Linked DNA regions of Homo sapiens: region 1 is linked to region 2. Evidence: read pairs that join two places in POLR2A ChIA-PET (ENCODE). Cell type or tissue: PC-9. All regions are shown on one strand. Links, peaks and the distances in the headings refer to the core of each region. The heading gives the core; the rest is flanking DNA. Region 1 has its middle 69 kb from the start of RNF38. Region 2 overlaps MELK (maternal embryonic leucine zipper kinase).

The links. ChIA-PET counts read pairs that join two places held together with the same protein. Peaks named below come from ENCODE experiments on the same cell type or tissue, not always from the same donor. Only the 100,000 strongest peaks of a DNase experiment are listed, where the experiment ranks them.
Region 1: POLR2A ChIA-PET joins it to region 2 with 11 read pairs; 5 of 35 experiments call an interaction of 5 or more read pairs at or near these places.

The regions. Positions count from the first base shown.
Region 1 is chr9:36,461,168-36,476,987 of GRCh38, forward strand. It overlaps a transcript of RNF38 not described here. Among named protein-coding and RNA genes, the nearest start is that of RNF38, 69 kb to the left of the region's middle. In PC-9, for the core only: no CTCF peak of the experiment used is centred there; no DNase peak of the experiment used is centred there; H3K4me3 peaks cover 663 bases; H3K27ac peaks cover 876 bases.
Region 2 is chr9:36,608,514-36,624,333 of GRCh38, forward strand. The region is part of intron 8 of MELK (maternal embryonic leucine zipper kinase); the gene reads left to right. Among named protein-coding and RNA genes, the nearest start is that of MELK, 44 kb to the left of the region's middle. In PC-9, for the core only: no CTCF peak of the experiment used is centred there; no DNase peak of the experiment used is centred there.

The sequences.
Region 1 (15,820 bases), core at 4,979-12,978, 150 kb before region 2:
CTGCACCACTGCACTGCACTCCAGCCTGGGCAACAAGAGCAAAACTCCATCTCAAAACAAACAAACAAACAAACAAAAACTCTGGGTCAGGGATGTTAAAGCCATGAATGAGTAGTGGTAAGCTGTATGCTATAAAGGAAAAAGAAAACCAGAATACAATGACAGAGCAGAGAGGTAAAACCTTCTTTAGACTGAGTAGTCAAGGAAGGCCTCAGAAGAAAGCTGAGAGCTCAGGGATGAGAAGGAGCTGAGTACTCAAAGGGTAGAACAAGAGTGTTCTATGCAGAGAAAACAGCCTGGAAGAGACAGGAAAAACTGTAAATTCAAGTGCAATGGGATGCCACTGAATAGTTTAAGTAACCATGTGACCCATTCTTTCAAAAGCTTTCTCTGGCTGCTATGCAGAGAAAAAAATTGGAGACCAGACAAGTGTGAAGACCAGCTGAAAGGCTACTGTGGCAGTTCAGGGGGAGAGATGGGATAGCTTCAGTGAAAAGAGGTGAAACAATACAAAATACATTCTGGAGATGTGCTGGAAAGGACAAGAATGTGGTGGGGAGTGGTGTGTAAGAAAAACAAAGGTGCCAAAAATGACTCCTAGATTCCTGGTTTAAGCATTTCCGATGGAAAAAACTAAGGGGAGAAATAGTTTTGCAGATAATAATTTCAGTTTGGACATGTGAAGTATGAACTCCCTATAAAATACAAATTTGGGGATTCTCAGCACATAAATGATATTTAAATCCTTGGGAACAAATGCTATCATCCAGAAAACACAGAAGAGAGATGAAGAAACAGGCCCAAGCCCTGAGGAACTCAAACATGCAGTGACCGGGAAAAGAGGTTGGCAAAAAGTATATGCAAAGGTAAGAGGAAAACAAGGATTATGAGATTACAGAAGCCAACAGGCTGGGATCCAAGAAAGAGGATAAATTACGTGGATAACTCTGGTAAGAGATGCAGTAAGATGTGGTCTGAATATCCACTGGTTTGGCAACCCACCATTATGGATGACCTTGGCAGAGCAGTTTCAGGGAACTGGAATAAAGGATTAAGTCAAAGAGGGCTGAAGGGTGACTGACTATACACCAACCAGCCTGTATGCAACTTAGCAAACTTCCCAACTATCACCAAGATGCAGGTAAATCACCTCATCTCTCTCCTGCTCTACCGTAACAGCCTCCAACTGCTTTTCCTGCTTCAATCCTTACCCTCCTACAACCCATTCTCAGCACAGCGGCCAGAAAGATCCTAGAAGGGAAGTCATACCATATATCACCACTCCTCTGCTCAGTGATCTCATCTCATTCAGAACAAAGGTCAAAAACAAAGTATCCCTAATAGTCTAGAAGGTCACCATCTTACCTCTGAACACTCCTGTTCATGGAATACAGCAAGCACACTTTTGCGTCAGGGCTTCTGCACTTAAAACAGCTTGATGCCTAACTTCCTTCGAATTTCTGCTCAAATGTCACTGCACCAATGATGCTTTCTCTGACCAACTGATTGATTTTTTTTTTTTTTTGAGACAGAGTCCTGCTCTGTCGCCCAGGCTGGAGATCAGTGGCATGATCTCAGCTCACCACAACTTCCGCCTCCCAGGTTTAAGTGATTGTCGTGCCTCAGCCTCCCGAGTAGCTAGGACTACAGGCGGGCACCACCACACCTGGCTAATATTTGTATTTTTAGTAGACACGGAGTTTCACCATGTTGGCCAGGCTGGTCTCCAACTCCTGACCTCAGGTGATCTGCCTGCCTCAGTCTCCCCTGCTGGGATTACAGGTGTGAGCCACTGTACCCCGCCCTGATTTACTTTTTTTTTTTTTAAGTGAAAACAAGCTTATTAAGCAAGTGAAGGAATAAAGAATGGCTACTCCATAGGCAGAGCAGCCTGGTCAAGTGATTTAAATAGCACCTGCTTTCATTCTTTGCTTATCTTGGCCTACCCTGATCTGTTTTTCTTCTTACCACTTATCATCCTTATGGCATATTTATGCTTACTGTCTGTCTCACATCATGAGGATGTAAGCTTCATAAGAGTAGAGGTTTTACCTGCTTTTGTTCACTACTGTGTAGCCAGTATGTAGGCCTGGTACACAGTAGACACTCATTTGTTTCTTGCATGTAAGTCAGGAGAAAGGCCCCGCACATTATGAAGTAATAAACTGGCACTTTCAGTTTGATACAAGCCTTCTGTTATTTAGATAATATGAGTCTGATCACTCACAGGAATGCAGGAAAGTCTCATTTCTGGATCCATGAAATAGAATACTAGTTCTTCAATGATCTAAACGTAGGCCTTGAAAAACTCACAATTATGCCATTCTGCTGGGTGTCTCCTTGTAAATTCAAGAGCATTTCCATTCAATTTTCAATATGAACTGTTTACCTTTTGGGTAAAGCAAGGTACACTAGAAAAAAAAAATCATTTGTAATAATGCAAAGACGTGGTCACGAAGGGGGCAATGGTACTGATGAATCACACAAATACAAAGATATGTACATATTACATTTGAACAAAGGCAAGTATGTATGGTGCACTGGGATTAGGTAATTCTTCCAAATAATTGAACCATGCTTTCCAGTCTGTCTATTTAATTTCCCTAATCATCTCTCTAATCACCAAGAAGAGACTAAGCTATTTTTCTCTGCAAACTCCCTAGCTCACACTTACTCTTTTGTCCTCAGAAAAATAAGTGACCAAAAACTATTATCTTAGGCCAGGTGCGGTGGCTCACGCCTGTAATCCCAGCACTTTGGGAGGCCGAGGCGGGCGGATCACGAGGTCAGGAGATAGAGACCATCCTGGCTAACATGGTGAAACCCTGTCTCTACTAAAAATACAAAAAATTAGCCGGGCGTGGTGGCAGGCACCTGTACTCCCAGGTACTCAGGTTGAGGCAGGAGAATGGCGTGAACCCGGGAGGTGGAGATTGCAGTGAGCCTAGATCACGACACTGCACTCCAGCCTGGGCGACAGAGCAAGACTCTGTCTCAAAAAACAAACAAACAAACAAAAAACCACACAAAAAAAATTATCTTCTAATTTCTGACAAGATCAAAGCTCTGCATTATGTAGATGAAATGCAAGCCTTAATTATAATTTGAAATCATATTTAGGCCGGGCGCAGTGGCTCACGCCTGTAATCCCAGCACTTTAGGAGGCCAAGGCAGGCGGATCACAAGGTCAGGAGTTCGAGACCAGCCTGGCCAATATGGTGAAACTCTGTCACTACTAAAAATACAAAAAAAAATTAGCCAGGTGTGGTGGCGCACACCTGTAATCCCAGCTACTCAGGAGGCTGAGGCAGGAGAATTGCTTGAACCTGGGAGGCGGAGGTTGTGGTAAGCTGAGATCGCGCCACTGTACTCCAGCCTGGGTGACAGAGTGAGACTCCGTCTCAAAAAAAAAAAAAAATCATATTTGTATCAGATTATCAGTCATATATATCTACTCATGTAACCCTAAACAAACTGTGAAAACACAAATCCTGGAAACTGCAATATTCACCCAATAAATTAATATACATACACTGTATAGCTAAGAATGGAAGGAAATGGCAAAACAAGTTAAAATACAGATAAATCTAAATAACTGTGATCAATCTGGCTACATAATTGTGTGGAACATTTTTAAAAATCATTTCCAAAAATATGTAATATATAAAGATAACATAAAATTCCAGATTTGCAAAGAAAAAAGTAAAGAAAGCAAATGTACTAAAATGCTTGTTTTACAATTATGAGGACTCAAAAAGATACTATTTAGTGCTCTGCCTCTGACAGAGAATTTTAAAAGCCTTCTTAAAATCTGCATGGACCAATAACACAAAAAGATACTTAACATCATTAGCCATGGGGGGAATGCAAATCAAAACTAGAAGGAGATACCACTTCCCACCCACTAGGAGGGCTATAATCAAAAAGACAGATAACAGAGAACAAGTGTTGGCAACAATGTGGAGAAATTAGAACCCTCGTACACTGCTGGTGGGAATATAAAATGGTGTAACAACCTTAAAAAACAGCACGGCAGTTCCTCAAAAGGTTAAGCTTAGAGTTCCATTTGACCCAGTAATTCTACTCCTACATAGGGGTGGGTTCGTGTTTACACAAGAGAAATAAAAATATATGTCCATGTAAAAACTTGTACACAAGTGTTCATAGCAGCATTCTTTTTTTCTTTTTTTTCTTTCAAGATGGAGTTTCGCTCTTGTTGCCCAGGCTGGAGTGCAATGGCACAATCTCGGCTCACTGCAACTTCCACTACCCAGGTTCAAGCGATTCTCCTGCCTTAGCCTCCCGACTAACTGGGATTACAGGCATACGCCACCACGCCTGGCTGATTTTATATTTTTATAGAGACAGGGTTTCTCCATGTTGGTCAGGCTGGTCTCGAACTCCTGACCTCAGGTGATCCGCCTGCCTTGGCGTCCCAAAGTGCTGAGATTACAGGCATCAGCCACTATACCCGGCCCATAGCAGCATTATTCATAATCATCCAAAATAGGATGCAATCCATATGTGCATTAACTGATGAATGGGTAAAGTATGATACACCTATACAACTAATATTTACCTACAAAAAGTAACAAAGTGCTGGCCGGGCGCGGTGGCTCACGCCTGTAATCCCAGCACTTTGGGAGGCCGAGGCGGGTGGATCACGAGGTCAGGAGATCGGGACCATCCTGGCTAACACGGTGAAACCCCGTCTCTACTAAAAATACAAAAAAAATTAGCCGGGCATGGTGGCAGGCACCTGTAGTCCCAGCTACTCAGGAGGCTGAGGCAGGAGAATGGTGTGAACCCAGGAGGCGGAGCTTGCAGTGAGCCGAGATCGGGCCACTGCACTTGAGCCTGGGCAACAGTGCGAGACTCTGTCTCGTGAAAAAGTAAAAAAAAGTAACAAAGTGCTGATACATGTCACAACATAGATGAACCTGAAAATACTATCTATTCTAAGTGGAAGAAGCCAGTACTGTTCATAAAAGTGCAAATTGTATGATTCCATTTATATAAAAGGTCCAGAACAGGCTAATCTACAGAGACAGAAAGTAGATAGCTGTTGCCTAGGACTGAGATGGGAGGAAATGGAGAGTGACTGCCAATGAGTGGAGGATTTCTTTTCAGGGAGATGAAAATGCTCTGGTATTAGATAGTGGTACTGGTTACACAACTGTGAATACACCAAAACCCACTTAATTGTATACTTTATTTGGGTAAATTGTATATGTAAATTTATATTTCGATAAAGCTGTTAAGAATGAGGTAGCAGGCACAATGGGAGGCTCATAAAGCGTAGTTTTAGTATTTTATTTCTTGACCTGCTTGGTAGTTACACACGTGGGTTCACACTATGATGATTCATTGAGCTGCAAACTTACAAGATATGAATGTTTCTATACGTATTTCGTATGTCAAACAAATGTTTCAAAAAATAAATTTATAAATACTGACTTGGAAAGAGACCCAACATTATTATAAAGTGGGAAAAAAGCAAGTTTCAGAACAATATATATACTATGGTCCCACTTTTTGTAAATTTATACACAACACTACATGAATATACACATATCCAATCCTCACTGACCTCTGCAGGATTCAAATAAAGGAACTTTTATTTTCTCTAATATACATTTCTATAACATTTTAAATTTTGCCATGTATATTTTTGTAATCAGAAGACAATAATGTCTACTTATAAAAAAATTTGAAAAGGCATAAAGACAGCCAGTTGCGGTGGCTCACACCTGTAATCACAGCACTTTGGGAGGCTGAGGCAGGCAGTTTCACCTAAGGTTAGGAGTTTGAGACCAGCCTGGTCAACATGGCGAAACCCCGTCTCTACTAAAAATACAAAAATTAGCCAGGCGTGGTGGCACGCGCCTGTAATCCCTGCTACTCAGGAGGCTGAGGCAGGAGAATCATTTGAACCCAGGAGGTGGAGGTTGCAGTGAGCCGAGATCACACAATTGCACTGCAGCCTGGGCGACACAGCGAGACTCCGTCTCAAAAAAAAAAACAACTGCAACTAATCTGATTGCTATTACATATATATATATATAATATATATATATACACACACACACACATATACACACACATACATATATGGGTAACAGTAATAGTGAAATTATCTTTTCCAACTATTTAAAATTATGAAAAAAATTAGATGTCTACTTAAAATTTTTCAAGATTTTCAGAGTATATATTCAAAATACTTTGAATATCACTAATTAAGGAGAGTAATTATGCAGCAAGAGAAAACAGCCCAGTGCAAGGAGGCTGCAGCTCTGAGCTATGGGGCCTGAGAGAAGAGCCTAGCCCTCTGTGGGCCTGTTTCCTCAATATGACAATAAGGAGGTCAGATTATGATTCTGCTGCTCTCTGCTTCAAGAGTCACTAACTGGGTGGGTCAGGCCATTTGGGATATAACATCACTACCAATAATAACACCATTAGCAGCAATAATAAAACCCACTATAGCTTTTTCAACAATTAATGTACACTTCCATGCATCATCTCTATACACAAATGCCTGCGCCTCTCACACAGGTAATTTGTGGACACACACCAAAATGGTACCTGTTACCACCTCTGGGATTATAGTGGGGAGAGGAATAAGAATGGAGGGTCCATCAGTCAGGTCCCAAAAGTAAAGAGATGGCAAATACAAATCAGAATAATCTGAGAAGGGTTTGTTTATAAAAGAAATAATTACAAAGTAGGGGAATAGAGGCTACAGAAACCATGGGGATGGAACAGAAATCAGGACTAGTAAAGGCAGAACAAGGCTGAGCAACAGTGGCTCACACCTGTAATCCCAGCACTTTGGGATGCCAAGGTGGGAAGACTGAGTGAGCTCAGGAGTTCAAGACTAGTCTAGGAAACACAGCAAGATTCCACCTCTACAAAAAATGTTTAGAAACTAGCCAGTTGTGGTGGCGCACGCCTGTTGTCCCTACTCAAGAGGCTGAGGTGGGAAGACTGCTTGGGCCCAGAAGCTCAAGGCTGCAGTGGGCCATGATCGCACCACTGTACTCCAGCCTGCTGGGCAGAGCAATGTTCTGTCTTAAAAAAAAAAAAAAAAAGGCAGAACAAGTATTGCTTCTAGAAGTGCCAAAGAAGATAGGAGACAGAGATTACCAGAACGCAGAATCCAGGTATATAATACATGCTACCCTGAGAGGTGAAGGGATAAATATTCTGACCTCCTTCTCTGGCCCTTCAATCCAGAGGGCCTAAGAGTTCTTTATCTGGGGCAAAGAGCCAGGTAGAAAAGAGTAGAGGATGGATCTGGAGAGGTAAAGAAAAGATATCCAGCCCAGATTTCTTTTAACTTTTTATAAAATTAAATACATGAGCCTGGCGTGGTGGCTCACGCCTATAATCTCAGCACTTTGGGAGGCCGAGGCAGGTGGATCACTTGAGGTTAGGAGTTTGACACCAGCCTGACCAACATAGGGAAACCCCGTCTCTATTAAAAATACAAAAATTAGCCAGGTGTGGTGGCGGGTGCCTGTAATCCCAGCTACTCGGGAGGCCGAGGCATGAGAATTGCTTGAACCTGGGAGGCAGAGGTTGCAGTGAGCCGAGATCATGCCACTGCACTCCAGCCTGAGCAACAAGAGCAAAACTCTGTCTCAAAAAATAAAAAAAAATTAGGCCAGGCACAGTGGTTCACACCTGTAATCCCAACACTTTGGGAGGCTGAGGCGGGTGGATCACAAGGTCAGGAGTTCAAGACCAGCCTGACCAATACGGTGAAACCCTGTCTCTATTAAAAATACAAAAATTAGCTGGGCATGGTGGCAGGTGCCTGTAGTCCCAGCTACTCAGGAGGCTGAGGCAGAAGAATTGCTTGAACCCAGGAGGCGGAGCTTGCAGTGAGCTGAGATCGCACCACTGGACTCTGGCCTGGGCGACAGAGCAAGAGTCCATCTCAAAAAAGTAAAACCTTACACAGAAACCTGAAGTCCCACCCTCCATAATCCTGGATCCTTCTCTCCAGAAGTAATCATCTTTGTTATCAGTTAGGTGGGGTTTACTGTTGGCCCTTTCTATATAGAGAGAGAGACATATCACAGTAAAATACAGAGAAGTGTTTTATGGAGTGCTATTCATTTAACATGAATGGTATTACTCTACTACTTTGTTCAATCTTTTTTTTCCCCCACTATTTTCAGTTCAGTTAGAAAATAATGTTCAAGGGCCAGGCACAGTGGCTCACACCTATAATCCCAGCACTTTGGGAGGCTGAGGTGGGCGAATCACCTGAGGTCGGGAGTTTGAGACCAGCCTGACCAACATGGAGAAACCCCATCTCTACTAAAAATACAAAAAATTAGCCAGGCGTGGTGGCATATGCCTGCAATCCCAGCTACTCGGGAGGCTGAGGCAGGAGAATTGCTTGAACCCGGGAGGTGGAGGTTGTGGTGAGCCAAGATGGCGCCATTGCACTCCAGCCTGGGCAACAAGAGCAAAACTCCATCTCAATAAAAAATAAAAAATATATATAATGTTCAAAGCCTGGTGCGGTGGCTCACACCTGTAATCTCAGCACTTTGGGAGGCCAAGGCAGGTGGATCACTTGAGCCCAGGAGTTTGAGACCAGCCTGGCCAACATGGCGAAAACCCGTCTCTACTACAAAATACAAAAAATTAGCCGGGAGTAGTGGCACCCACCTGTAGTCCCAGCTACTTGGGAGGCTGTGGAGGGAGGGTCACTGGAGCCTGGGGAGATCGAGACTGCAGTGAGCCAGGATCATGCCACTGCACTCTAGCCTGAGTGACAGAGTGAAACCCTGTCTCAAAACAAAAACAAAGAAAAAGGAAATAATGCTCAAGAAGCCAGGATGAGATGGATGGGCTTGATTCTCCTCGGTTGTTTCTACTCCACCACAGTGGCTCTCAGAACACACCCTGCCCTTCATGTGCATTAGCATCACCTAGGAACCTGTTTAAAATGAAATCTGCAGGCCCCACCCAGTGAGGTGAATCAAAAGCACTGGTGGGGGTGTCCAGCTTTTAAAGTCTAAGAACCACTACTCTACCTCCTGGTACTCAAAACTTTCTTCACCATCACCTGATGCCTTGCCAGAAATCGGCATTTTAACAAGATCCCCCTGGTCTACCTCAGGGCCACAAACCATAAGCCCCAATCCATAATGCTTCGCACCCATCCACACAGTGTCTGAGTGGTTTCTGGGAATGGGAAGTAGGGGAGGCCCACTGAAAGAGCAGTGGTTTTTCTCTCTTTGAATATGAATCTATCACTTACCAATCCTGTGGGAAAAACAGCACTGCATGCCCTAGTTAGACAAGAGTATGTTGTGTGTGTGACAGAAAGCACACAACTACCATTAAACTGCCATGGAAATTTATTCCGCTTAGATGTCACTGTTATGTTATAAGCTATTTTTCTTTTAAAATAAGGGAATTTCAATTTTAACCCCAGGCATAATAAAATTAACAAGATTGTCTAACCTTTGTTTGTATTGCTAATATTGTAGCAGGAATCTGTCACCTTAAAACAAACCAACCAAGGGGATATACCTTACCTTCTCTGCTCGAACAAGGACACCTTCACCAACATCTAGCCCCCACTTCCATGCAGCAGCCCCCATCTCCATACAGCATGGAGGAAGGAAAACTATTTCCAGTATTCCACCTTTAACTTCCTGCTGCCTCCCTCAAAGACTCATAGATTTTATTTCAAAATCTGAACCCGAAGGCCCCTAACTCCATCTCTCCCTTTGCTTCTCTCTCATTTTCCTCCACTGAGACTTCTCTGGTCTGTGGTACTGCAAACATGTCGGCTCTTCCAGCAAATCTACAGGTGAACTACGTACATATTTATGCCTAAGAATTGTACTGTCTCACTGCTCATTCCAGCTTGACTCAGCCTAACACAACGATGTGCTTTTTTAAGGCACTTCCAGTTTCACTTCTAGCTCCTACCAGGCTTCCGCCCCGCCCCAATGCAACATAGCCCCCTCAGTTTCCCAGACCCAGGAAGTAGCAAGGTCAATTCTGTGAGGCCCATATCCAATTTGACTTGCCTCTCTCTTCTTAAAGCAATCTTGGAATTAAAATTTCTAAAGCCCCCTTTCAATTTAATAACTTTTCTTCCATAGAAACAAGAGGTTTTAATCAAGCCTTAAAAATAAATTTGAGCCTTGTGTTTTTAATCACATAGCATTGGGAAAAATAATATAACTATTCTACCAAATTTCAAAAGGAAACATGTTTACATCTCAAATGTGCTACAAAAAGATCCTGGTATGGTAAAACTAGTTTGATTTCGACTCCCACCCCAACCTTTTTTAAACTTCTCCAACACAGTTCCAGAATAACTTGTCAAAATCACTTCTGAAGCGGTAATCCCAGCTACTCCAGAGACTGAAGTGATCGCCTGAGCCCAGGAGTTCCAGGCCAGCCTGGGCAAAATAGTGACTCTTATCTCAAAATAACAAAACAAAACTCACCCTGTCAATTAGACTCAAAAGATGTATAGTACTAACTAAACATTCCAGAGTCAAATTGTAACTTCAGTTTTTATCTCAACACAGAATTTATGAGTTGCACATAAATTTACTTTACTTCTTTTTAGAAATGGAGTCTTGCTATGTTGCCTGGGATGGTCTCAAACATCTGGCCTCAAGTCATCCTCCCACCTCAGCCTCCCAAGTAGCTGGGATTACAGGTGAGCCACCGCATCCAATTTACAAATTCACTTTAAAAAGTCAAATCTTTTCACTTCTTGCTTTGCTTCTTGGATTTGTTTGGGGAAGAGGAATGTTTCTTTTTTTTAGCAAATAATGGTAGCTTTTACTTGAAGCTTTAAAATATCAATTTTAAAAAAACAATTTTAAAATAACAATTTGTTTTCAACTATATATGCAGTTTTAATAAAAATATTAGATAATTCGATTACAAGAGTTCTTGACTTACATTCCTGCCATTAGCAAAGACAGTCAACAATGTCTTAAGAGCCACCAAACATATCAATCTCTAGATATGGTCTAAACCTAAGGTTATTTTAAAAACTAAGAACAGTGAGTGTGTAGAAACTCTTCAATTATCTGGATTAATCAGCTTTTATCCTGCCTGTATAGAATCAATGTCTTCCTCCTATGAATTCCACAGTTTAGTAATTATGAAAGGCAGAGAATTCATTTTTCCTTCCTAGGTATCCATAAACCAAGCTTCTCTAACCCATAGCCCAGGATGGCTTTCAATGCAGCCCAACACAAATTCATAAATTTCTTCAAGTGTATTTCATGTGTGGTCCAAGACAATTCTTTCAACATGGCCCAGAGAAGACAAAAGATTGGACATCCCTGGCCAGCAGTTAGCAGCACTCAAAGAAAAAACAGGCCTTATTCCAAAAGTTCATATAATCTGGCTTTGACCTTAGAAGCCCATTTTGCCATAGATCATTTTCTAAATGGTACGTTCCCAGGATGGCCCACCAATACCTATTAAGCCCACAATACAGATGAGATACTGAACTACCAAGCCCAGCCAAGAAGTTTTTCTTCATCTGTTTAAGTGCCCAAACAAGCACTCAGTTAAGATCTAATGTTGAGAATCACAGAGCATGGGATCTTTTCTAAGAAGTAACTTAAATATGCCTGATTTATAGAGAATCCAGGGCTGGGTACGGTGGCTCATATCTGTAATCCCAGCACTCTGAGAGACCGAGGTGGGTGGATCACCTGAGGTCAGGAGGTGGGTGGATCACCTGAGGTCAGGAGTTCAGGACCAGCCTGGCCAAGATGCTAAAACTCTGTCTCTACTAATAATACAAAAATTAGCCAGGCGTAGTGGCACATGCCTTTAATCCCAGCTACTCGGGAGGCTGAGGCAGGAGAATCACTTGAACCCAGGAGGCGGAAGCTGCAGTGAGCCAAGATCACGCCATTGCACTCCAGCCTGGGTGACAAGCGCGAAACTCCATCTCCAAAAAATAAATAAACACAATAAATAAAAAAATAAAGAGAATCCAGTGCTGGGCACAGTTGGGGGTGCCTATAGTTCCAGCTACTCAGGAGGCTGAGGCAGGAGGATCACTTGAACCCAGGAGTTCAAGTCCAGCCTGGACAACATAGTGAGACCCCATTTGTAAAAATAAATAGCTGGGCGTGGCAGCTCATGCCTATAATCCCAACACTTTGGGAGGCCAAGGCAGGCGGATCACCTGAGGTCAGGAGTTCAAGACCAGCCTGGCTAACATGGTAAAATCTCGTTTCTACTAAAATACAAAAAATTAGCCAGGCATGGTGGTGCGCACCTGTAATCCCAGCTACTTGGGAGGCTGAGGCAGGAGAATTGCTTGAACCTGAGAGGTGGAGGTTGCAGTGAGCCAAGATTGCACCACTGCACACCAGCTCGGGCAACAAGAGCGAAACTCCGTCTCAAAAAAGATATTAAATAAATAAATAAATAAGTGTACCACTCTGATGTACCACTCTGATGCAGGTACTCCTACTCCTGATGTGACCAAGTAATGAATGATTTAAAAACTCAATTTTTGTCCAGGCGCGGTGGCTCACACCTATAATCCCAGCACTTTGGGAGGCTGAGGCAGGTGGATCACAAGGTCAGGAGTTCAAGACCAGCCTGGCCAAGATGGTGAAACCCCGTCTCTACTAAAAATACAAAAAAATTAGCCGGGCGTGGTGGCAGGCACCTGTAATCCCAGCTACTCAGGAGGCTGAGGCAGAGAATTGCTTGAACCTGGGAGGCGGACGTTGCAGCGAGCTGAGATCATGCCACTGCACTCCAGCCTGGGCAATAGAGCAAGACTCCATCTCGGGAAAAAAAAAAAAAAAAACCCTCAATTTTTAAAACCCTAGCACAGACCGGGCGCGGTGGCTCACACCTCTAATCCCAGCACTTTGGGAGGCCAAGGCGGGCGGATCACGAGGTCAGGAGATTGAGACCATCCTGGCTAACACGGTGAAACCCCATCTCTACTACAAATACAAAAAATTAGCCGGGCGTGGTGGCGGGCGCCTGTAGTCCCAGCTACTCGGGAGGCTAAGGCAGGAGAATGGCGAGAACCTGGGAGGCGGAGCTTGCAGTGAGCCAAGATCACGCCACTGCACTCCAGCCTGGGCGACAGAGCAAGACTCCGTCTCAAAAAAAAGAAACCCTAGCATAGTAATTCAGAACTTAAAAAACAAAGTTATTTCTCAGGAGAGACAAAGGCAAAACAAAAGACTGCAAATTCTCTTCATCAGCTAAAATAGTGATCAACTTTGCTTATATTCAGTCTTTTGTTATCAAAACTACTTGCTGTGTTTTCGGAGGCTATCTGTAAAGTAAGATGCAGTAAAGCATGACGGCTAAAAATACAGATTCTGGAATTAGACTACCTGGGTTCATATCCCAGGTAACACTCCTAATAGCTGTATCATCTCCAGCGAGTTGTTTAACCTGTGTGCTCCAGTTTCATCTGTACAATAAGTATAATATGAGTCCCTTAGGGGACTGCAGTGAGGATTAAATGAATTAATCCACATAAAATACTTAGAATAGAACCTTAAATAATAAGCACACAATAAGTGACCACTATTATCTAGATATTTAAAAATAGGTAGAATTTAGAAAAGGAACTGAAGGGAAAAGAGGCATTATAGGCTGAAGTAACAATCAAAGGAACAGAGGTAGAAAAATCACACACAGGGCCGGGCGCGGTGCCTCACGCCTGTAATCCCAGCACTTTGGGAGGCCGAGGCAGGCGGATCACCTGAGGTCGGGAGTTCAAAACCAGCCTGGCCAACATGGTGAAACCCCATGTCTACTAAAAATAAAAAAATTAGCTGGGCATGGTTGTGTGCACTTGTCGTCCGAGCTACCCACTCAGGAGGCTAAGGCAGGAGAATTGCTTGAACCCAGGAGGTGGAGGTTGCAGTGAGCAGAGAGAGCACCATTTCACTCCAGCCTGGGCAATAGAGTGAGACTCTGCCTCAAAAAAAAAAAAAAAAAAATCTTATTACTATTAATGCAATTGTGATGTTTTTGCAATCCCAAAAATGCATTTGTTCTGCTAACACTGTCATGATCTATCATTGAACTGATGCATATCTGAATTATCTCTGAAATCCTCACTGTGTCTAGTACATAGTAAGCATTCAACAAATGTTTACCAAATTATTATTAATATTAGTAATTATTAATCATTATCTTTTTGTGTGTGTGTAAGACAGAGTCTCCCTCTGTCACCCAGGCTGGAGTGGAGTGGCATCATCTCAGCTCCTGCAACCTCCATCTCCTGGGTTCAAGCAATTCTCCTGCCTCAGCCTCCCAAGGAGCTGGGATTACAGGCGCCCACCACCACACCTGGCTAAGTTTTTGTATTTTTAGTAGAGGCAGGTTTTCACCATGTTGGCCAGGCTGGTCTCGAACTCCTGACCTCAGATGATCCGCCACCTTGGCCTCCCAAAGTGCCGGGATTACAGGCGTGAGCCACCATGACCGGCCTCAAATCATTATTTTTTAGTGGCCAACAGAGAGCAGTAAAATAGAGACAGGGGTTAATTCCCTAAAGAAATATAAACTAGCCGGGTGCGGTGGCTCACGCCTGTAATCCCAGCACTTTGGGAGGCCGAGGCAGGCGGATCACACGGTCAGGAGTTCGAGACCAACCTGGCCAATATGGGGAAAGCCCATCTCTACTAAAAATACAAAAATTAGCTAGGCATGGTGGCTGTAGTCCCAGCTACTCTGGAGGCTGAAGCAGGACAATTGCTTGAACCCAGGAGGTGGAAGTTGCAGTAGGCCGAGATAATGCCACTGTACTCCAGCCTGGGTGACAGAGCGGGACTCTGTTTCCAAAAAAAAAAAAAAAAAGAAAGAAATATAAATTATAAATGAGGCAAATAACCTAGATAATAGTTTACAATTAAGCTAAAATAAGTCATTGCTAATCAACATACTTAACTAAAACAGGTTTTTGTTTTGTTTTTGAGACTGAGTCTCGCTCAGCCACCCAGGCTAGAGTGCAGTGGCGTGATCTCGACTCACTGCAACCATGGTCTCCCGGGTTCAAATGAGTCTCCCGTCTCCCCCATAACTAGGATTACAGGCACCCGCCATCATGCCTGGCTAATTTTTGTATTTTAGTAGAGACGGGGTTTCCCCTTGGCCAAGCTGGTCTTGAACTGACCTCAGGTGATCCGCCCGCCTCAGCCTCCCAAAGTGCTAGGATTATAGGCATGAGCCACCCCACCCAGCCAAACCTTGTGTATTTTATTAAAGTCTCATAAAATGTAGCTGTCAAATTGGTACAGCCTTTTCAAAGGATTATTTGGGCAATATCTTTTTAATGGACTATCGGGCAATCTTTTTTTTTTTTTTTTTTTTTGAGATGGAGTTTAGCTCTTGTTGCCCAGGCTGGAGCGCGATGGCATGGTCTTGGCTCACTGCAACCTCCGCCTCCTGGGTTCCAGTGATTCTCCTGCCTCAGCCTCCCAAGTAGCTGGGATTACAGGCGCCCACCACCATGCCCGGCTAACTTTTTTTTGTATTTTTAGTAGAAACCGGATTTCACCATGTTGGCCAGGCTGGTCTCGAACTCCTGACCTCAGGTGATCCACCCACTCTGGCCTCCCAAAGTCCTGGGATTATAGCTGTTTCCTAATCCAGGACAAAATTATGCTGGCGGGTAAGAATAAAGGTCTAACTCCTAACTTGACTCCAAGTAATTAGAGGAAAGGACAGCTTACAGTAGCCATAGGTTTCCATGGAGTACACACTATCTACCTGTACACCATAGACGTAAATGCTAATTACAGCAACAAAAAGGGCCACC
Region 2 (15,820 bases), core at 3,970-11,969:
GCTGATAAGGGGGACTACAGCATTCAGTTTTTGAAAACTCATTGAGGTGTACTCTTACGTTATACAAACTTCTTTTTTTTTTTTGGAGATGGAGTTTTGCTCTTGTTGCCCAGGCTAGAGTGCAATGGTGCGATCTTGGCTCACCGCAACCTCTGCTTCCCAGGTTCAAGCGATTCTCCTGTCTCAGCCTCCCTAGTAGCTGGGATTACAGGCATGTGCCACCACGCCCGGCTAATTTTTTGTATTTTTAGTAGAGTCGGGGTTTCTCCATGTTGGTCAGGCTGGTCTCGAACTCCCGACCTCAGGTGATTTGCCTGCCTCGGCCTCCCAAAGTGCTGGGATTACAGGCATGAGCCACCGCACCCGGCCCAATATATAAACTTCTATACATATACTTCTTCAATGAAAAGCTTAACAAAATAAAAACAGAATGCTGTGTCAAATCACATTTTCCTTTTGACTTATAAAATAAGAACCTCCTCTTTTCTTTTTTTGGAAGATAAAATTTTGGCTTCAGGTTATAATAAAACCACAATTGAGATCACCTACTGTAAGCTTTGTTAAAATCCTATATATCAGAGACAGAGAGTAGATAAGTTGTTGCTTGGGGTTAGGGGTGGAGAGTGACTGCCTGTGAGTATGGGTTTTCTTTTTGGGATGATGAAAACATTCTGGAATTAGAAAGAGGTGATGATTACACAACTTTGTGAATATACTAAAATCTACACTTTAAAAGGGTAAATATTATGGTATGTGAATTATGTTCAGTTAAAAAATCAAAAAAATCACAGGAAGGAAAATAGGAAAATTATTTCAAAGCAAACTAACAAAAGAAGACATGTAAAGAGGAAGAAAGAACATCTTGTGTTCCATAGCAAACTGAGGTCAGACTAGCAGAGCAGCATCTCTGAATGCTTCACTCTCTTTCTTCTTCTTTTTTTTTTTTTTTTTTGAGATAAGGTCTTGCTGTGTCACCCAGGCTGAAGTGCAGGAGTGCGATCATGGCTCACTGTAGCCTTGACCCTCTGGGCTCAAGTGGTCCTCCCACCTCAACCTCCCCACTAGCTGGGACCACAGGCACTGCACCACTACATCCGGCTAATTAAAAAAATTTTTTTGTAGAGATAGGATCTTCCCTATGTTACCCAGGCTGGTCTCAAACTCCTGTGCTCAAGTGATCCTCCCACCTCAGCCTTGCAAAGTGCTGAGATTACAGGTGTGAGCTACTGTGCCTGGCCTTCTGAATGCTTCTTGAATCCAATTCTGTTTAACAAATATTTCCTGAATTTCTGCTTTATATAAGATGCTGAAAGGCATAGAAAAGATCTATGAAACTTTATTATTGTCCACCAGGGCCTGATCTCTTGTTGGAGACAGGTATAAGCTATCTAAAAACGGCAAAGGGTGAGGAATGCCATATTATAACAGAGTGTAAATGAAATTAATACAGGAGTTGGGGTGGCTCTGGGAGGGCATCTTAGAGGAAGTGAGGTTTGAGCAGGTCTTTAAAAGAAGGGTGGAAGTGTTTCAGAAAGGGATGTGGGCAAGAGCATTCCTGATAGTACAGGTAGCATGAGCAAAGGCATAGAAGTGGGAGAGACGTGGGGAGGAATGGGCAGTTTTTTGTAGCTGGACCATTGGATCTCTAACAATTAGATGAGGAGACTACCTAAAGCAACTCTCACTTCTAGGAAGTAGCATACAGTGTTGAAAGTGGTAGACCCAGTTGGCTTGTTGCCCACTCCATAGAACACCAAGTCTAAGGACACTGAGTTCAATCTTCAACTTTTATTTGACTTATAGTTTTTCCTATATCCCACCTTGGAAGATTCTTTAAAGTTGATTCCCAAGCTTCAGAGAATAGCTTTGGAAAGAGATGGAATTGCAATAGTTCCAACTCCTTGAAGACTGAGGAGCTCTGATTCTGCAGGATCAAAAAGAAGCAGTGTGAGCGGTAGCTATTAACACCGCTTTGGGGACCCATGTGTGTCCAGGCTTCTCCTTGTGAAGGGGAGATAAATGAGGCAGTGGGCTGGAGGCCGGCCTCCTAGAGCCTGCTGCTGTAGCCAAGACAGCTTGTTTTCCTCCTGTCACTTCTTGAGCTTTCTTGAACTTTGCTGGGTAGCACTCGTTGCTTTGGCTTCTGCATGCTGACTGTGGCAGCAGTTCCTGACTCCATAGAGCCATACCTGACTGCATCCACATCAGGATACAGGGGAGAGTAGGGTTAGGATCTTTTTGTGGCTTTAGCTCCAGTCAACAGAAGTGGTCTTTGGGCAGCTCAGTAACATTTATCCAGTTATACTTTTACAAAATATTAGGTTGGCCTCTTGAATTCTTCCCTCTTTTTGCTACTTTTTTCTGTAAAGTAGGGCTGTGTTTTTTATTCTGAAATAATTGTATTCTAGTATAGGTTGAGTATCCCTAATCTGAAAATCCAAAATTTGAAATGCTCCAAAATTTGACACTTTTTGAGTGCTGAGTTGATGCTCAAAGGAAATGCTTACTGGAGCATTTCAGGTTTTGGATTTTCGGATTTGGCATATTCAGTCAGTAAGCGTATAATGCACATATTCCAAAGCCTGAAATCTGAAACACTTCTGTTCCCAAGCATTTGGGTAAGGGATACTCGGCTTGTATTATAAGCTGCTAGGATATTTTACCCTATTCTTGTTTTGGGAACTCCATCCCAAAGAAATAAGCTGACAGATTTCTCCAAAGTGAACTAGAATTGAATCTGCTAGCTGGTGTAACACGGAATATTACACCTCCTAGACTTCTAGAAAGACTGTGGAAACAGATAATGGTAGAATTTCACTGTTGGAAAGCACCTGGGAAATCATGTTTTCTGACCCTTGTTGCTTGTTTTATATTTAATCCTCACTAAAATGTCTCCTGCCTTGGCTATGTCCATGTACTCTCTCTCAGGGTGGGGAAAGTTAGCTAATGGATTTAATTCTTCCTAACCATAGTTGCACATTAGAATTGCTTGGGGTGCTTTAAAGAGTATTGGTTCCACCCCCAGAGCAATTAAATCAGAATATCATTGAGGTTTTTGAAATTCAGAAGCTTCAGAATCTCTACTTTCTATCTGTGGACTTTGGTAAATTATTTAGCCTCTCTGTGTCTTAGTTTCTTTGTCTGTAAAAATGGATGAAATAACACGGCATAGGGTTGTTGTGAAGATTAAATGAGTTAATCCATGAAAAGCATTTAGAGTGGTGCTCAATAAATGTAGCTATTATTATTATTATTATTATTATTATTATTATTATTTTGAGATGGCGTCTCGTGCTGTTGCCCAGGCTAGAGTGCAGTGGTTAGATTCGGCTCACTGCACCCTCCACCTCCCAGGTTCAAGCAATTCTTCTGCCTCAGCCTTCCAAGTAGCTGGGACTACAGGTGGGCACCACTATGCCTGGCTAATTTTTGTACTTTTAGTAGAGACGGGGTTTCACCATATTGGTCAGGCTGGTCTTGAACTCCTCACCTCGTGATCTGCGCTCCTCTGCCTCCCAAAGTGCTGGGATTATAGGTGTGAGCCACTGTGCCTGGCTGCTATTATTGTTTTATTTTTGTTTGTTTGTTTTGTTTTTTTCTGTGACAGAGTCTCGCTCTGTCACCCAGGCTGGAGTGCAATGGCGCGATCTTAGCTCATTGCAACCTCCGCCTCCTCAGTTCAAGCGATTCTCTTGCCTCAGCCTCCTGAGTAGCTGGGATTACAATCATGCGCCACCGTGCCTGGCTAATTTTTGTAGTTTTAGTAGGGAAGGGGTTTTGCCATGTTGGCCAAGCTGGTCTCGAACTCCTGACCTCAAGTGATCCACCACCTTGGCCTTCCAAAATGCTGGGATTACAGGCATGAGCCACCACATCTGGCAATTATTTTTGAGACAAAGCCTTGCTCTGTTGCCCAGGCTGGAGTGCAGTGGCGCCATCTTGGCTCACTGCAAGCTCTGCCTCCTGGGTTCAAGCAATTCTCCTGCCTCAGCCTCCCAAGTAGCTGGGATTACAGGCGAGTGCCACCAAGCTCAGCTAATTTTGTATGTTTAGTAGAGATGAGGTTTCACCATGTTGGCCAGGCTGGTCTCGAACTGACCTCAAGTGATCCTCCTGCCTTGGCCTCCCAAAGAGGCTGGGATTACATGCATTTCTAAATGAGATTTGCCAGTATTTTGTCCAGGACTTAAAATTGGCTCAAAAATTAATGTGTACTTTTTTGGGAACTATCTTTGTATGTTTGGTTTTGGTTTCATGATTTGTATTAGCCCCATAAAGTTACATTGGGGAGTATTCTTTCTTTTACTTTTCTTGGGGAGAGCTTGACAATTTTTTTGTGGATGTTTTGTAGAATGTGCTTGGAAGTTCAACTCCACCTGTGCCTTCTTTATGGAAAGATTTTTAACTAACATATAACATTTAACTAACATAGATCATAACATTTCATTTGAAGCTCTCTAGTGGCCTCTTTCTCATCTCGAGTACAAGCCAGTGTTTGCCCTGTGTGCTGTGGGTTTTCCCCCGTGTAATGTGGCCTCCCATCACCTCACTGCCCTCATGGTCTACTCCCTGCCTCACTTGTGCCACCCACATTGTCCTCCTTGTTGTTTCTTTTTTCCCCTTTTCCTGGAACACGCTAAGGTGTGCCTGCCTCAGGGCATTTGTACTTACCCTTTCACCTGAAATGGTTTTCTCCCGGAGAGATGCTTTGTTCCCTCCCTTCTTTCAGGTCTCTGTTCAAATGTTCTCTAATCAGAAAGACAACCACTTGTTTATGTGTTCATTTGTTTGTTCATTTACTCATTTATTCGATGTCATTTCACCTTAGGGAGGAGTAAAATAGTTACCAAACACCTAATATGTGCCAGGCACTTTTCTAGATGTGTGGGGTATATCTGTGAATAAAACAGATGAAAGATCCCTGTCCTCGTGGAGTTTATCTTCTAGTAGTGGGGATGTAGAGAAAGACAATAAGCATAACAAGTAAATTTTACTAAAAGATGATATGTACTTTGGAAAAGAGAAAAAAATTGAGTAGGATGAAGAGGAATCAGGAGTACAGATGGGGGAGTTGTGGAGGAAAGGGCCAGTAGGTTGCATGATTAAATAAGGTGGTCAGGATAAACTTCATGGAGGCGAGATGTAAGGAGACTTGAGGGATGTGAGAGTGTCAAGTGGATATCTAGGAGAAAAATATTTCCGGCAGAGGGAACAGCTAGAGCAAAGACTGGGAGGTAGGAACATGCCTGGTGTTGTCAAGGGAGGGTGAGAGGGCCAGTGCAGCCTGAGTTTAGCAAGTGAGGAGGGCAGTAGGAAAGGAAACCTTGGGAACAGGAGTCAAGCTGCTTTGGGCTGGGTAGGCTCTCATAAGGACTTTGGCATTTTTTCTACGTGAAATGGGGAGCCATTGGAGGCTTTTGAGGACATGATTTGGTTTAGTTTTTAACAGGATCACACTGGCTGCTATGTGGAGATGACTGTAGGAAGTGAAGAGAACCAGGGCATCTGGTCAGGAGGATATTGTAATGATTCAGATAAGAGATGGTGGCAGTGGAGGTGGTAAAAAGTGGGTAGATACTAGATGTCTTTTTTTTTTTTTTTGAGACAGAGTCTCGCCCTGTCGTCCAGGCTGGAGTGCAGTGGTGCGTCTTGGCTCACTGCAACCTCCGCCTCCTGGGTTCAAGTGATTCTCCTGCCTCACCCTCCTGAGTAGCTAGGATTATAGGTCCTTGCCACCATGCGTGGCTAAGTTTTGTAGTTTTAGTAGAGATGGGGTTTCGCCATGTTGGCCATGTTGGTCTTGAACTCCTGACTCAGGTGATTCACCTGCCTCGGCCTCCCAAGGTGCTGGGATTACAGGTGTGAGCCACTGCTTCTGGCCTGGATGTCTTTTTTAAAAAATTATTTTTGGGTTTTTTTTTTTTTTTTTTAATTTATTTTTTTATTGATAATTCTTGGGTGTTTCTCACAGAGGGGGATTTGGCAGGGTCATGGGACAATAGTGGAGGGAAGGTCAGCAGATAAACAAGTGAACAAAGGTCTCTGGTTTTCCTAGGCAGAGGACCCTGCGGCCTTCCGCAGTGTTTGTGTCCCTGATTACTTGAGATTAGGGATTGGTGATGACTCTTAACGAGCATGCTGCCTTCAAGCATCTGTTTAACAAAGCACATCTTGCACCGCCCTTAATCCATTTAACCCTGAGTGGACACAGCACATGTTTCAGAGAGCACAGGGTTGGGGGTAAGGTCACAGATCAACAGGATCCCAAGGCAGAGGAATTTTTCTTAGTGCAGAACAAAATGAAAAGTCTCCCATGTCTTCTACTTTCTACACAGACACAGCAACCATCCGATTTCTCAATCTTTTCCCCACCTTTCCCGCCTTTCTATTCCACAAAGCCCCCATTGTCATCCTGGCCCGTTCTCAATGAGCTGTTGGGCACACCTCCCAGACGGGGTGGTGGCCGGGCAGAGGGGCTCCTCACTTCCCAGTAGGGGCGGCCGGGCAGAGGCGCCCCTCACCTCCCGGACGGGGCAGCTGGCCGGGCGGGGGGGCTGACCCCCCCCCCACCTCCCTCCCGGACGGGGCGGCTGGCCGGGCAGAGGGGCTCCTCACTTCCCAGTAGGGGCGGCCGGGCAGAGGCGCCCCTCACCTCCCGGACGGGGCGGCTGGCCGGGCGGGGGGCTGACCCCCCCACCTCCCTCCCAGACGGCACGGCTGGCCAGGCGGGGGGCTGACCCCCCCACCTCCCTCCCAGACGGCACGGCTGGCCAGGCGGGGGGCTGATCCCCCCACCTCCCTCCCGGATGGGGCGGCTGGCCGGGCGGGGGGCTGACCCCCCCACCTCCCTCCCGGTCGGCACGGCTGGCCGGGCGGGGGGCTGACCCCCCCACCTCCCTCCCGGACGGCACGGCTGGCCAGGCGGGGGGCTGACCCCCCCACCTCCCTCCCGGATGGGGCGGCTGGCCTGGCGGGGGCTGACCCCCCCCCACCTCCCTCCCGGACGGGGTGGCTGCCGGGCGGAGACGCTCCTCACTTCCCAGATGGGGTGGCTGCTGGGCGGAGAGGCTCCTCACTTCTCAGACGGGGTGGTTGCCAGGCAGAGGGTCTCCTCACTTCTCAGACGGGGCGGCCGGGCAGAGACGCTCCTCACCTCCCAGACGGGGTCTCGGCCGGGCAGAGGCGCTCCTCACATCCCAGATGGGGCGGCGGGGCAGAGGCGCTCCCCACATCTCAGACGATGGGCGGCTGGGCAGAGACGCTCCTCACTTCCTAGATGTGATGGCGGCTGGGAAGAGGCGCTCCTCACTTCCTAGATGGGATGGCGGCCGGGCGGAGACGCTCCTCACTTTCCAGACTGGGCAGCCAGGCAGAGGGGCTCCTCACATCCCAGACGATGGGCAGCCAGGCAGAGACACTCCTCACTTCCCAGACGGGGTGGCGGCCAGGCAGAGGCTGCAATCTCGGCACTTTGGGAGGCCAAGGCAGGCGGCTGCTCCTTGCCCTCGGGCCCCGCGGGGCCCGTCCGCTCCTCCAGCCGCTGCTTCCCGGGCGGCGCTCGCCGGCGCGGTGGCAAAGAAAAAAATTATTTTTGTATTAACAAAATTAAAAGTAAAAGTAGACCTGTATATACAAAGGGTAAAGTAAAATTGACCCTTTGTATATACAGTAAAATTGACCCTTTGTATATACAGGTCTATGAATTCTAACACATATATAGATTCATATAACCATTGCCACAGTCAGAATGTAGAACAGTCTGGATGTCTTTTGAAGGCATAGCTAACATGATTTGTGCATGGATTGGATGAGGGGAGTAACCCGAGTAGCTAGAAAGTTGGAAAATTATTAAAGGTATCTAGCATGTCAAACTCTTTTTTTTTTTTTTTTTTTTAAGGCAGAGCCTTACTTTGTCACCCAGGCTGGAGTGCAGTAGTGTGATCTCGGCTCACTGCAACCTCTACCTCCCAGGTTCAAGCGATTCTTCTGCCTCAGCCTCCTGAATAGCTGGGATTACAGGCTCCCACCACCGCGCCTAGCTAATTTTTGTAGTTTTAGCAGAGATGGGGTTTCACCATGTTGGACAGGCTTGTCTCGAACTCCTGACCTTAGGTGATCAGCCTGCCTCAGCCTCCCAAGTGTTGGGATTACAGGCGTGAGCCACCGCGCCTGGCCATAAAACCTGTTTTCTTAGAGGCAATCATTGCTATCACGTTTATCAGATTTTTACGTATTTTTTTCAGACATTAGCCTGCATATGTAAGGAATTTTATATTTATATATTTTCTCTTTCTGCTACCCCCTTCCCAGTTTTTTTTTTTTTTTTTTTTACACAGATGGTAGCATACCATAAACACTGTTCTGCACTTTGTTTTCCTCCCTTAGCAGTGTGTCTTGGAAATCATAGCACTTCATACCCACCTCAGAGCCTCTTCATTCTTTTTATGACTGCATAGAATTGCATTGTATGCATGTACCATAATTTATTTAACCAGTCCTAGGTTAATGGACATTTAAGTAATTTCCAAGTAGTCATTTGTACATTGTGAATATAATAAATCTGTAAGAAAATTTCTAGAACAGTTGGTGGGTCAAAGATATGTGAATTAGTAATTTTGATAGATATTGCCAAATTGCTTCCCAGTAAAGTCCTATTGGTTTATGCAACTACCAACAGTAGCATAATAATGCCAGTTTCTCCATACCCCCCCACCAATACAGTGTATCACTGTTTTTGATTGTTATGTTTAAGACTTATTTTTGCTGTGCAGGAATTTTTAGTTTTTATTTAGTGAAATTCATCAATCTTTTTCTTTTTTTCTTTCTTTTTTTTTTTAGAGACAGGGTCTTGCTCTGTCACCCAGGCTGGAGTGCAGTGGTGCAGTCATAGTTCATTGCAACCTCAATTTCCTGGGCTCAAGTGATCCTCCAGCCTCAGCCTCCTGAGTAGCTGGAACTACAGGCGTGCGCTACCACACTTGGCTAATATTTTTTGTAGAGATAAGGTCTTGCTATATTGCTGAGGCTTGTCTCTGGCCTCAAGTGATCCTCCCACCTTGGCCTCTCAAAATGTTGGGATTATAGGCATGAGCCACTGTGCCCAGCCTGTCAATTTTTTATTGTCATATTTGGAAGGGCTTTTTGACTTTATTTTTTAAAATATCTGTGTTTTCTTCTAGTGTTTTTATGGTTTCACTTTTTAAAAATGTTTAAATGTTTGATTCATCTAGAATTTGCTTTAGTATGTTTTCTTGACTTTAAACATCATAAAAAAAACTGTAGAGATTTGCTTTCACATTCTGGATTCTGGATTTTAAAGATCTAATTGTAGACCAGGTGTGGTGGCTCGTGCCTGTAGTCCCAGCACTTTGGGGGGCTGAGTTAGGGACATGGCTTGAGGCCAGAAGTTTGAGACCAGCCTGGGCAACATCGTGAGACTCCGTCTCTACAAAAAATAAAAAAAAAATTAGCTGGGCATGGTGGCATTTGTCTTTAGTCCTAGCTACTCAGGAGACTGAGGTGGGAGGATTGCTTGAGCCTAGGAGTTCAACGCTGCAGTGAGCTATGATTGCACCATTGCATTCCAGCCCAGGCCATAGACTCCATGTCTTTAAAAAAAAAAAAAGGGCCCAGTGGCTCACTTCTGTAATCCCAGCACTTTGGGAAGCTGAGGTGGGCAGATCACTTGAGGCCAGGAGTAGCCTGGCCAACATGGTGAAACCCCATCTCTACTAAAAATACAAGAATTTTCTGGTCGTGGTGGTGCATGCCTGTAATCCCAGCTACTTTGGAGGCTGAGGCATGAGAATCATTTGAACCTGGGAGGCAGAGGTTGCAGTGAGCTGAGATTGCGCCACTGCACTCCAGCCTGGGTGACAGACAGAGGCTCCTCAAAAAAAAAAAAAAAAGAAAAAGAAAATTGAATCATGATGTCAACGTAGCCATATATACTTAAGATTTGAGGTTCATTTTTAACAATAGTGTATATAAGTCCTTATTTAAAATAGTCTTGCTAATTTCAAGTTTTGCAGACAACTTGTTAAATCTAATTAGGTATTTTTTTAACTTTGTGTTTTGGTTGATATCCTAAAAGTAGAAGTGTCAGCTCCATTACTGTTTGCTTGTATTCATAGTCTTCAATCTGTGGTTTCTTTGCAAGAGTTTTGAGCCACTTGTCTATTCAATGAGGATTTAGCTTCATTAAACCGTATACTATAATCTGTAAATCCATGTAACTGTGCTCCTGTAAAGCACTGCTTTGCAATACCATTCTTTCTTAAGAGTGTCTCATAGTGTAGGTTATATAGGGACTAGTGAGCGTACTAGTGCCGATCCATGTACTAAATATTAACAAAGCTCAATTTCTTATTTATTAGATAGATAGAAAATTAATATAAATCTTTGAAGACCGCCAGTCAAGAATGAGTGAATGGTCAACTCTAAGTATTTTTTTTTTTTTTTTTGAGACGGAGTCTTGCTCTGTTGTCCAGGCTGGAGTGCAGTGGCACGATCTCAGCTCACTGCAACCTCCGCCTCCCAGGTTCAAGCAATTCTCCTGCCTCAGCCTCCCAAGTAGCTGGGATTACAGGCGTGTACCACTACACCTGGCTAATTTTTGTATTTTTAGTAGAGACAGTGTTTCACCATGTTGGTCAGGCTGGTCTTGAACTCCTGACCTCAAATGATTCACCTGCCTCAGCCTCTCAAAAGTGCTGAGATTACAGGCATGAGCCACTGTGCTGGCCTAACTCTACGTATTCTTTAGGCAGTCCCTTGATAAGTATAATACCTCTCAGCCAGGTTATTGAGTGTCAGTCAATTAGGGATTATTCTACCTGGAAATTACTTGAAGTTATGGGTATTCTGTGATGCTGAATAAGAACAAGAGGGGCCATGAGTATAACTGGGGCTAGGATTGGCATTCTTCTGTAAACATTGAGCCTTCTAACCATACTTACTTCTTGGTTATGAGATACTATGCCATAAAGGATAACTAGAGTCATTTTATCCAGCTAAAATTTTGCATATTCACCTTGACCATAAAAAGTCTCAATAAAGATGTATGATGTGTAAAACAAAATGAGGTATTATGTAGATTTAAAAAAAAATGGAATGATAAAGTTTTCAGTGAGTTTTGAACCCCCCAAAAATATGTAGAGAGTGGGGGAGATGCCTTCTGCAGGCCAGGTCTAAGTGTCTGTAGGTGTCCAGAAATGGAGTTCTGTGTTTGAGTTGTGCTGAATGAAATCTCTTCTGTCTAGAGCATCTGCAGCAGTCTTTTGGTGGTTTAATTCTTTCTGCTTTTTTCTCTACTTCCTTGTTTCCCCCCTCCAAATGGATAGAGCTTTCTGAAGTGTGTGTGTTGCATATCTTTGTGGCTATTGCACATGGTTGATCAGAAAAAATAAAATGTTTGCTGGCGTGCATATTCTCATCCTTTTGTCACAAAAGTAATACTTAACATGCATGAGTTTTGTTACTTACCAGGCTGTGCTCTAAATGAGGTGGTTGCTATTATTGTCTTCCTCTTACAGATGAAGAAATGAAGGGACAGAGACCTTAAATAACTTATTCAGGGTCTTATAGCTAGTGAGTAGCAGAGCTGGGATTTGAACCCTAGCAGTCAAGCTGGCAGCCCATTCTTATAACCACAATGAAATATTGTTTCTCAGCTCTGTAGTTGCTAGTCACCTAAGAATCACAGATGCCTAGAGGAAGAAGGATCCCCTCCCAAGCATCTTTTTATGCTTATTAATTTGGGAAATTTCCCAGACATCCCATCTTTTCTGATTTACTAAGGCTACAAGTTAGTTCTCCCAATTCATTTAGGTATTACTGTGCATAGGCTTTCCCACGCATTTTAGGTGTCACCCCGCAAGGATACTTACTGGTCCTTGTTTCCTTCATCAGCAGCATTAGAGCATTGCAGTAATCAGTTATTTTCAAGATCCATTCCAGCTCTGAGTAGCTATAAGTTCTTTGACTTCTGTTTCTTCACATTCAATTTTTCTTGTTTCAGCCTAGCATTCTCTTCCTTTTTTTTTTTTTTTTTTTGAGATGGAGTCTCGCTCTGTCTCCCAGGCTGGAGTGCAGTGGCGTGATTATTGGCTCACTGCAACCTCTGCCTCCTGGGTTCAAGCGATTCTCCTGCCTCAGCCTCCAGAGTAGCTGGGACTACAGGTGCTCACCACCACACCCAGCTAATTTTTGTATTTTTAGTAGAGACGGGGTTTCACCATATTGGCCAGGCTGGTCTCGAACTCCTGACCTTGTGATCCGCCTGCCTTGGCCTCCTAAAGTGCTGGGATTACAGCCATGAGCCACCGCACCCAGCTGCATTCCCTTCTTTTGAGATTTTGAATCTTGATTCTGCACTCATGTAGTAACAGCTGTCCCTGCCAGCATTGCACCTGCCAACATTTGCACATTTCTTAAATATCCCTAAACTAAGTTGTTCATTAAAAAACTGAATAGAGGCTGGGCGCAGTGGCTCACGCCTGCAATCCCAGCACTTTGGGAGACTGAGGTGGGCGAATCACGAGGTCAGGAGCTCGAAATCAGCCTGGCCAACACGGTGAAACCCCATCTCTACTAAAAATACAAAAAAATTTAGCCGGGCATAGTGGTGCATGCCTGTAATCCTAGGTACTCAGGAGGCTGAAGCAGGAGAATTGCTTGAACCTGGGAGGCGGAGGTTGCCATGAGGTGAGATCACGCCTCTGCCCTCCAGTCTGAATGACAGAGTGAGACTCTGTCTCAGGGAAAAAAAAAAAAAAAAAAAAAAAAAAAAAAAAAAAAAAAAAACTTGAGTAGAACAGAACCACTCCCTAAGTGTTCCGAGTATTGGTTTTTAGTTTTATTCTGTTTCAGCTATGCTTAACTAAGATTTTGTAGACTTACCCACAAAGATAAGTAACTGTTATTTTACTTACCTACCACACCCAGCTAATTTTCGTTATTATACTTCTTTTAGACCAAGAAACTAAAGCACAGCAAGGTTAAATAGCTTGTATAAGGTCACACAGCTAGTAAGAGGTAGATCCTGGATTTGAACCTAGCCAATTTGTTTTCAGAGCCTTTCTTAGGAAACAGGGCCAGAGAGACTGAATACCTTACCCTGTTAATACCTTACTGAAATGGAACTATTCATGGTGATCCTAATTTATTGACTTAACTCTAACCTTTGCTATATTTTTACCTGTCTGGACCTTAATCCTCTATGCTGTTTATTTGTCTTCATTTGTTGTTACTGCAAGTTCACATTCATATGGCAGCCATGGAATTCATACTATTATCAGTATATTGTTTCATCAATAAAAGGTGAATGTACCAACATACAAACTTCAGTGTTTTCTACTTTTATTTATTTGAATGCACTAGTAGATCCTAGATTAATCCTTTGAGGGAGAGAGCTTACCTTAAAATAATAAAAAAGTATATCCTAATAGTATATGTGAGATTCAAGTTCTGATATTTTTGAAAAATCAAATATCTTTGCAGTGGAATGAATATGGTAGAAAATGTCTAATTCTTGTTCAGTGGAGATTTGGCCTTCCTAATTAATAGTATTTACTAATACTTGTATATTCTTTGTTTCTCCTACTCTGAATTTCATTTTTTAGTTTTTCATGTATTTGCAAGTTGAAAATTGATTCAAATTAGGACTTTTATGCATTATTGTGGAATTTAATTTCACACATTATAGATTTTGAAATTTATTGTAATCTTGGCTCAGAACTATTGTTCCGAGTCGCAGTGTAATACAGTCTGCTGGTTGAATCTAATTAAGGTGTCGTATCACTTGCATGCAGTATGTATCTTTGCCTAGAATGTTCTAAAATTCCTCACTTGGGAATAACACTTTCCTCAGTTCTTGGTTTGATTGAAAAACCCAGCAATATTTGACGCACCGTATGTAACTCTTGTTTAAAAGGCAGACTTCGTTTATCTTTTGCATTTGTTGACTATTTTAACCAAAATGCTCAACTGCACTTTCTAGCATGATTACTAATGGCTTGAGTATTAATCTTATTAATGTTACCTATATTCATTTGTCATCACTGCATTCAAAGACAAGCACGAGTGTACTCCAGCTGTGGTATACAAATATTAGGGAAGTATAAATAATTTAGCAATTGAAAATTGAGTAGTTTGAAAATAAAATTGCTGCCTAACAATTACAATTTATAATTTTAAGGAAAATGAGCAAGTTGTCTCTTTATGAAATTATATTTTTACAATTACGGAGTTTACTACAGCATTATGATTATGTATTGGTGAGATGGCCTGCCTCTCTTAGAACAGTGTGAAAAACAATTTCAAGCCACTGGAATTCCCAGGATTATTTTGCTTAGTCCATAGATCTTTTCTCCCTCTCTTCACTTGGATTCTCCCACTGTTATCTGTTTCTTGCTCTCCTTTGCAAGTTAATTGTCCCTTAAATAAACAAACACAAATTCTTTAAAGAATAGCAGAAACAAGGGTCCTATCTCTGACCATTTTTTGCTCTGTAACAGTGTTTCTCAACATTAACACTATTGGCATTTGGACCACATAATTCTTTGTTGTAGGGGACTGTCATGCATTGTAGGATGTTTAGCAGCATCCATTACCTTTACCCACTAATTGCTAGGGGTAATCTCCAAGTAGTGACAATTCAGAATGTTTCCATACACTACCAGATGTCCCCTTGTAGGACAAATCATCCCCAGTTGAGCACCAGTGCCCTACAATATTGAACAAGTACTTAATCTCCCTGGCTGACAGTTGGTTTCTCCATTTGTATAATGTGGTTAATAGTCCCTGCCTACTACAGAGGGTAAAATATATGTACAAGTGTTTTGCGCATTTTAAAGCACGGTGTACAAATAAGAGATTTGGTTAAGCCTGGCAGCAGAGCTCATTTTTGGACTCTATTTTGGCCAGTATTTCAGCACAGAGAATGAAGTTGAGAATGTCAGGACATGGTAATGAGTCACAGGCCTTATGACCCACTTGTGGATGATACTCTACAGAGGTGTTCTGCCCAAATAGGGGAATTGGATGGGGACATTGCAGGAGGTGATGTGAACAGGGCTTGCCTAGACGATGTGTACCTTACCAGACAATCCTGAGATTCTGAGATAGCTGCAGTGGGGCAGTGCTCCATTGGGAAGGCCTATGACATTCCTCAGAATGCCTTTAGCCTTTCTTGCTGCACTGAGTATTTAGCACTTTTGGATACAAGGCTTTTGGCCAATGTGTCCATCTCTGGCCCTCAAAAAAGGAATACTACTTTTTGAATATTCCTATCTCCTGTTTATTTCAGATTCAATACATATTTATTGTCTCTTACATGCAAGGCAGTATGCCGAGTGCTTTCACATATATTCTGTTGGTTTATAATCCTGTAAGTGGCATTAGTTGTATCGCAGATAATAATAATGGTAGTAATAGTATCAGCAGCAGCAGTCGAAGCTAACATTTATCAAGCTCTTACTGTGTCCATGGTACTGTGCTAAATGCTTTATGTATACTAAATCATTGAACCCTAGCAAAATTTCTATGCAGTAGGTATCGTTATTATACTTCTTTTTTTTTTTTTTTTTTGAGATGGAGTCTCGCTCTGTCGCCCAGGCTGGAGTGCAGTGGCGTGATCTCGGCTCACTGTAACCTCCACCTTCCGGGTTCAAGTGATTCTTCTGCCTTAGCCTCCCAAGTAGCTGAGACTACAGGCACGTGCCACCACACCCAGCTAATTTTTGTTGTTATACTTCTTTTTTTAGATGAAGAAAGTAAAGCACAGCAAGGCTAAATAGCTTGTATAAGGTCATACAGCTAG